Regions from separate parts of the Mus musculus genome. Here region 1 is linked to region 2. A link is a contact called in ENCODE POLR2A ChIA-PET data. All regions are on one chromosome and are shown on one strand. The core of a region is the stretch at or near the end of the contact, and the rest is flanking DNA. Distances in the headings are between cores, read along the strand shown.

Region 1 (3,882 bases), core at 415-2,914, 770 kb before region 2:
TAAAATAATCTGCCTGCTACGCTGTTACGAAAGTAGAAAATTCTAGATGTTTACAGATTCCACTCTTCAGTCTCCTCTGGCCGCATAACTTCTGTAAGGGCTAATCTTTCCTAAGGCAAACAGGCAACCAGGGTCAAGGCGATAGCATTCCTTTGTCATAGGAAGACACGTACACGGTGACAGCTGAGTGAAGGAAGGGACACTGGAATCCAATGACCCACCGAAATGGTGTCAGTGTAACTGCAGCTGCCAAGCAGAAGTCAGAAATGCACCCTGCAAGATGTGTTCTGTGTTTCAACAATGCAGTGAACTCCCTCCAAGTGGACATGGGGAGAGAGAGGATGTGTTACCAGAGAAGTGACATCTAATGCGCGCTCAAACAGGTCTAGGGCCCCATCCAAAGGGCAGAAAGGCAGTCTCCCAAGTAGAGCATTAACTGGGGAACCACATGGGTCACCTGCTCCTCCCTACCCCCATCTCCTTCCTCCCAAGTAAAAGGGAAGTAGATGAAGAAATGGGGAAGTCCAAGCTGCTCCAGCAGCGGCAGTTTAGGGTCCCTAATAACACTTGACATTACCAGAGAGGCAAAGCCTCTGCCATAAAAATGCTTAGCAAAGGCTTTCTGGAAACATCCCTCCAGGGCACAGAAAAGGAGAAGGAATGTTTTATAGTTCTCTGTGTCTCAGATATAATCCCAGCGATGCCCTTTTAAAAATATCCTACGGAGCTACCTCCAACCACCTGCCACTTGCAGGCACAAGCTTGGTATCTGTAATTACTTTTTAGTAGCAAGTGGGTCCCTGCGACTTACGGACTCAGGTGCCATTTTGAAACCGGCACATCTCTACCTGAATCGTCCACATGTGTTGCAGGGAAAACCTTCCCTTCAAAAGCTAGTTCGCGCTTCAGCTTCAATCCTCAGATAATAGAGCTGATGGACTTGTGGTCTTTGGGAATCCTTGGCTCCCATTAGCAATCACTTTTAATTGATGAAAATAAGAAAAGGAAAATGAACTTCCTTATTGTCAGTCAGTAACAGAAGTTGACTTTGACTTAATTTTGAAGGGGCCGGCTGTGTTCTCTCTGAAGCCCCCTTACACCTAGCAAATGTTAGGCACTTGACTCGATTGCTCACGGAAATTATAGCAAACAATACAAATGCTGCGGCGCTAAAACTTTTCTTTTAAAAATCCACTCAAGGATCCTTTATCGCCCTCTCAAATCAAGGGGGAGACAAGCGAGGGAGACAAAGAGGGCCGGGTGGGGCTGTCCACTGGTCTGAAAGCTGAGTCATTGGAATCAGACCCCAGCAGCTCTTGTATGAGGGACACCTCACCCTATCTTGGGGGCGTTGGCTGCAGACAAAGCCGGTTTCAAAGTAAAGAAAAGCCTGTCCCCTTAGGTGCCACTCAGGCCATTAGTTATCACGCATTGAACCTTAAGAACAGGTTTGGGCGGCTGCTGCAAAAGTTCATGATAATAAAATAGACGTCAAATGGGGGGGAAAGCATTTTGAAGGCGTTTGTTCCTTTTCTAGTTCCGCCATCGATGTGGTTCAAAGGCGCTGGTGAATGGGGATGTGGGGGTTGGGAGGGGGTCTGACAGCCTCCGAACGCCCTTCCGGAGATGCGGCGCGAAGGAGTTAAGCCGGACTACGAGTGACATCACCTCATTTGCATAGAAGCACACATAAAGCGGCGTTCGCCGCGCCCCTCCCGACAATCCGCAGCGGCTTCTGAGCAGATCAGACTCTCCTCGTTCGCGCAGCTCGCTCGGGTGAGCCCCAGGGCCCCTTCCTTCTGTCCTTCCCTGCCTGTCCAGCGCAGGCACTTGCCCCTCATCCTCCTCGTCCTTAAAGCCAAGTCCAAGGCATGGTAGTTTCGGGGAATTGGGGGGGGGGGATGCTAAACTCTTCCAGATGCCGAGTAACGGGAAGGGGAACTTGATTAAGAAAGAGAAAACCCCATAAAATTGGGCATTCTGTTGCGCAGCTTAGAGGGGAATTGTTTTTTTTTTCTCCTCGACCCTCTCTCCGAAATATTTTCCCTTGCCTAGCTAGCTGTAATTAATCAGAATTAGAAAGATCCTTTGTTCAAACGCTCTGTGCTCCCCTTAATCGCCTAATGGCTTCGAGGGCTGTTATCTGTGGCGGGTTTAACCTTCCCGGCCTTTAGCGTGAAAATTCGGAAGCCCTTGCAGACGAATGTATGCAAAGGCCGTCAAAAGGCCCCTGTATGCAGATCAAGATGCTTTTGCGAGAAGTGGGGAGGCAGTTTTGTGTGCCAAGGCAGCATTGTTGGACTAGAGAGAGGAGAGGAAGCGAGTAGGGCGGTGGTCGGCAGCTGGCGGCGTCAGCTCCCCCGCCTTTGTGAGGAGGAGAAAGCTGGACCGCCTGGCATCTTTTGGAGAGCAAGCCCTTCTAGAAAACGGAGATGCGTATTGCGACCTTGGCTCCTTTTTAAGAGATTTTACTAGACTTTCCCCCACTTAAACTGGAAATGGCTTCGATCTATCCAGACTTTAATTTTTTCAAAGCTGCAATGTTAACATTCCGCAATGGTGAATTTTATTATACGGGAATACTCACCTTTGACTATTTCCACCTTCGTTCTTTGAATCTTCCCTTTGGGAATATTAAGGGGGAAGATTTTTTTCCTATAGAAAGAGGAAGATCTTTAGAGAGGACTCGACAAGGAAAGCACACAGAGGGAGAGGCAGTAGGATTTCAGGCTTTGGGCTTTCCGGCGGGGTGGGGGTGTGCTTTTGGAACTGGGAGAGGCGAGGGTGGGTGGCTCTTTCTTAGCTCTGGTCTTGGCTTTTGTACCTGCAGCTCCTTCCAGCAACCATGTCTGACAAACCCGATATGGCTGAGATCGAGAAATTCGATAAGTCGAAGTTGAAGAAAACAGAAACGCAAGAGAAAAATCCTCTGCCTTCAAAAGAAAGTAAGCTGTTCGCCCCCACCCATTTTCAGAACGGGCTGGGCGGGAGCAGAGCAGAGCGGGGAGCAGCGGCCGGGAGGAGGAAGGGAGGGGCAGCAGGGAGGATGGGGGGGGGGGCTGCGGGGGAGGAGTCGACAGTTTGATGATGATGAATATGGCCTGCAAAGGTTAATTAAAAACTGTTTTGCAGTCAACAAGCGCCGGGCTCTAGTGATTTAATAATGGAATATTTCATATTCCATATTGTGCATATACATTTATTGGGTAACTGTACTTCTGTTTAGCATGTCTTGCTTAGCGAGGCTGCTATGTGTCTTTCTAGAATTTTTATAGGGTTTTTAAATGGAAATCATGTCATTTTATAGAATGCTCTAAGTCTCCTTTTTTTTTTCTTTTCTTCACAGCAATTGAACAAGAGAAGCAAGCTGGCGAATCGTAATGAGGCGAGCGCCGCCAATATGCACTGTACATTCCACGAGCATTGCCTTCTTATTTTACTTCTTTTAGCTGTTTAACTTTGTAAGATGCAAAGAGGTTGGATCAAGTTTAAATGACTGTGCTGCCCCTTTCACATCAAAGAATCAGAACTACTGAGCAGGAAGGCCTCCCCTGCCTCTCCCACCCATCTGATGGTCTGGCTAGCAGAGAGGGAAAAGAACTTGCATGTTGGTGAAGGAAAAAGCTGGGTGGGAGATGATGAAATAGAGAGGAAAATTCAAGATGGTCAAAGATGTCCTGCAGGATGTAAAATGCAGTTTAATCAGAGTGCCATTTTTTTTTGTTCAAACAATTTTAATTATTGGAATGCACAATTTTTTTAATATGCAAATAAAGTTTTAAAACCTGATTGGTGTGTCTGCTTGGTGACTGGAAGGAGTAGTTAAATGAGTGATAAAACCCTTGCAAAACTGCCTTGCCTCTTGGTCACTGGGACATAGAA
Region 2 (4,056 bases), core at 1,105-3,604:
CTCTTGTTTTAGCCTCCTGAGTGCGTGGATTGTAGGTCTGTGCTATCATGGCTGGTACTAACTCAGTAACTTAAAGACAACTTATCACATTCAAATACAAGGTAACTATTAAGAGTTTCCTAGCAGACCAAAGTGAGGAATAAAAATCATCTCCAGGGCTAGGTCTGCTGCTATACATCTTTGATTCCAGCACTTGTGACGGGGAAGCAGATGGATCTTTGTGAGGTTCAGACAGCATGGCTTGCATATAAGACCAGGGACAGCCAAGACTATATAAAGGGAGACCCTGCCTCAAAATGGGGTAACAGGAAAGACACCATGGGACCTGTAAGTCTACCAGTGTTGCATAAAATTATTAAGATATAAGAGACTGAGATATATATAGTCTTGTACTTGAGTTTTAAAATCAGCAGAAGCCAGCTACAGTGGTTCACATCTTTAAACCCAGCACTAGGGAGGCTAAAACAAGAGAACAATTATGAGTTGGTCCAGCTAGGCCACAGTATGAGACTCTGCCTCAAAAAACTAAAACCAGTAACAACAAACCAACTGTACAACAAAAGGAGAGAACCCTAGAGAAAAAGAAATGAGAATCGAAAAGTTTGGATTTATTGCTCAGTGAGGCAGCAGCAGCCTGACATGTCAAGAAAGAAAAGCTAAAGAATTCTAGGCTGAATAAAGATTAAGACCGCTGGGGCAAAAAGATTGTGCAGCAGTTAAGAGAACATACTGCTCTTGCAGAGGACACAAGTTCAATCCCAGCTCCTACATCAGGCAGCTCACAATTGCTTGTAACTCCAGCTCTATGGGATCTAATGCCTTCTTCTGGACTCTGTGGGTACCTGTACTCATTACACACACACACACACACACACACACACACACCTCTAAAATAAATCTAAAAGTACAAAACAACCAAAAACTGAGTGAAGACAGTGCCCAAACAAGGTGTGGAAAGTGCTGCTGTCATCCTCATTACATCTCCTGTGAAAATACTTAGTTCTGGAAATCATAATTTCAAATGATGGATACCTTTAAACAATATGTTGGGAGCAGGGGGGTGGGTGGGGACTTAGACAATGAATGGTCTGAAAACAAAACAAAATAAGAGCAACTGAAGGAGCCAGTCGAGGGTGTTTTAAGCTAAGTGAGGATGAAGTGTTCTGTGGTGGGTGTTTAGTATATTCTTGAAATATAATGTCTAGTAGGAAAGGGATTTGACTAGGGATAGCTCGTGGTTCCTTATGAGCAAAATCTGCTTTGCTGGTATGGCTGCCAGGAGCTGGTGCTGAGAAACTGTGTGGTCAGCAGTGAAAGGCTGTGATCAATTAATTATTCATGTCTGGTATGGCTGTCAGGAGTTGGTGCTGAGAAACAGTGTGGTCGAATGGCTATGATCAATTATTCATGTCTGGTATGGGTTTGAGGGAGTGCAGTACATACACAAGATCAAGTATTTTTTTTTAACTCTAGACTTGACAGGCTTATTCTAAACTGCTGTAAAGGCCAAGCCCAGGGCTGACATCTGAAGTTACCAGGAAGCTAAAAATTCATATGGTGCAATGGTGGAAGACTACTAGTGCAAGAGCAGGATGAATTTAGAAATCCTTACAAGTTAAACATTTTAGTTAACAGGCAAACACAAGATAAAACGCATGCACCCCAGTTCAAAGCCGTCCATATTTATAGCAAATCTCTCTATGGAGGAACCTTTCAGAAACTTGCTCCTGACAGCTGTAAATTCAACTTGCCCCACAGATCAGCAAAACTAGTGGGGCTTTTCTATAAAATGAAGCTCCGTGCTTCTCAAGGAGATGCGCTTTTGCCCTCTTTGAGAGCATCTGTCAAAGTCTGGAGGGCGAGGTAGGGTACCACTGGCATTTAATGGAAACTGACCAAGGATGCGGTCAACCTACGATGCCCGAGACCGCTTTCTACAGTAAACCGGCTGCAAAGGGCAATGGCATTGCAATGAAGATGCACTGCGTTAGCGACCTGGAGAACGCCAAGCCTCCGTCCCAGTGCGCGGAGGTCCCCTCCAAGGGGACACGGAGGCTATACCAACTAGGAGAACGGGGATTACTCGGCGCCGGGGGGCTGGGCGTGCTGTCCCGAGTCAGGGCTGGGTAGAGGTAGAAGACCACTGTTCGCATCACGGGAGGCCTGGATGCCCCCGCGGACCCGGAACGCCCGCCGCCTGCTTCCCTCCAGAGCTCACCTGTAGGGAGGAGCCGAGATGAGAACCGGCCGCCTCTTTAATCTGCGCTCGGGAGCCTCAGCCTGGGAGTCCCAAAATCACTCTCGCGAGATCTGAGGCTATGCTCTCGCGAGACGTGGCCGGGACTGCTCGCCTAAGAGCGCGCAGGCGTCACGGAGGGCCAAAGCCTGGGCGGTTAGGCTGAGCCGGCCGAGCGGGCCGAGCGGCCGGAGCGGGCGGAGCAGGCGGCGGGCGGCGGGCAGTGTAGGGATGAGCTACGGAGCAGGGAAAACTGCCGACTGAGCGGCCGCTTCGGGGCCCTCGCTTGTCGTTTCCGTCTTTATTCCGTCCAGAGTCCCTCCTGGCTCGCGGACCCGCCCACCCTTCCCATACCGTGGGAGGAAGCGCGGCTGCTTGACGAGTTAGGGGCTGAATGTTTAGCTCTCTTGCTCCCCTAGGTCCCCAGAGACAAGCTGGATTCCGAGGTCAAGGGCTCCCTCTCCTCCTGCGCCCCGGCCCGGGCCGAGGAGTCCGACCGTGGAGGGGCGAGCTCGGGAGGAAAGCAGATGAGGATGGCTCAGGTAGTTCCACCTGCCACTTTCCAGGGTTTTTCCGATTGGACATCTCTTTGTTTTGATGTCCGTTAAGCATCTTAGGGCTTCCGGTGAGGTCACTGATTTCTGAAATTCAGGTCCACGTTGACACTAGGTAACCCATCATTTTCTCTTTTCAGTCCAACATGCCCCACAAGTCTGATGTGTTGAGTCAAGATGAACTGCGCAAAAAGCTATACCAGACGTTTAAGGATCGGGGTGTACTGGACACACTTCAGGTATCAGATTTAGGCACAATCGTGTCGTTATACTTCCACAAGTGTAACCTTTAACCGCAGGTGGCTCCACATTTAAATTCATTCATTAAGGTAGCACATAACCTGTATAATGAACACATTGCCATAAAACTAAGCTGCTGTTACAAATCTTGTTCCCAGTCTCGCTTTGATCATGCTACGTCTATGTAGTGAGCAGGAGGGGGACTTGCGAGGAACGGACTGCAGAGGGTAATGTGAGCAGAGTACTGTGGTCTACATGTCTGAGAACAACAAAATGAAGCCCAGTCTGTTTCATGATACTCCCTAGAAAAAAATCTATAGTGGAATGGTACCAGGTGTCTTGTCACACGCCTTTATCCCAGTTCTTCGGAAGCAGAGGAAGGCACATCTCTTGTGAGGGTAGCTGGGCCAAATAGCCAGTTCCAGGTCAGCCAAGACTTCATAGTGATACCCTGTGTCAGTAATAGTAAGTACACATAAGATATTTTAGAGTGTGGATATTTTAAATGAATAGCAACTGTTTATTAGAACATCTTAAGTTTGGGTAGCAGCAAGGGATGGAGTTAGTTCAATGTGTTTCCTTACAATATACCTTTTAGACTATATTTTACATATAGAATTGGAAATTAAGGAAAGGTGAGCCCAATTTTTCCCACTCTTGTTTTACTACATACAAATATTTAAGACTTGTCCGGAAAATACAGAAAGGCAGAAGAGAGAAAAATCATATATTATAACTACAAACTGCTGTTAGGCGTGTATATCATTTTAAAATTTAGATTATATGAGGATCCTTTTCCTGTTTCCTCAGGTTGCCTGAAATCCTTATTTTCAGTGGCAGCAGATTCCTCCTGGTCAGTCAGAGGTCATGGAGGTCGCTGCCTCCTATTGACTGAGGCTTCTACCTAGGTCTCCACCTCATCTATTTGTTGTACCTGTCATTTTCTGCCTAGTATAGAGAACTCCCCTGTCTGAGGAAAAAGGCCTGAGCATGCTTGGGCCAGTTTGCAGGGTTCTGCTTCCTTCC

The links. ChIA-PET counts read pairs that join two places held with the same protein, here RNA polymerase II (POLR2A).
Region 1: POLR2A ChIA-PET joins it to region 2 with 10 read pairs in Patski. The contact joins the promoter of Tmsb4x here to the promoter of Ofd1 in region 2. POLR2A ChIA-PET finds 5 or more read pairs at or near these places in 2 of 5 experiments (Patski and embryonic stem cell).

What each region holds. Positions count from the first base shown.
Region 1 is chrX:167,207,000-167,210,881 of GRCm38, reverse strand. Tmsb4x (thymosin, beta 4, X chromosome) reads left to right here and starts at 1,664. Exons shown (of 3, transcript NM_021278.2): 1 at 1,664-1,776; 2 at 2,831-2,945; 3 at 3,347-3,788. The coding sequence starts at 2,846. The coding sequence ends at 3,381.
Region 2 is chrX:166,439,002-166,443,057 of GRCm38, reverse strand. It overlaps Ofd1 (OFD1, centriole and centriolar satellite protein), which reads left to right and starts at 2,354. Exons shown (of 23, transcript NM_177429.3): 1 at 2,354-2,778; 2 at 2,931-3,029. The coding sequence starts at 2,764. It overlaps Trappc2 (trafficking protein particle complex 2), which reads right to left and starts at 2,303. Exons shown (of 5, transcript NM_025432.4): 1 at 2,219-2,303.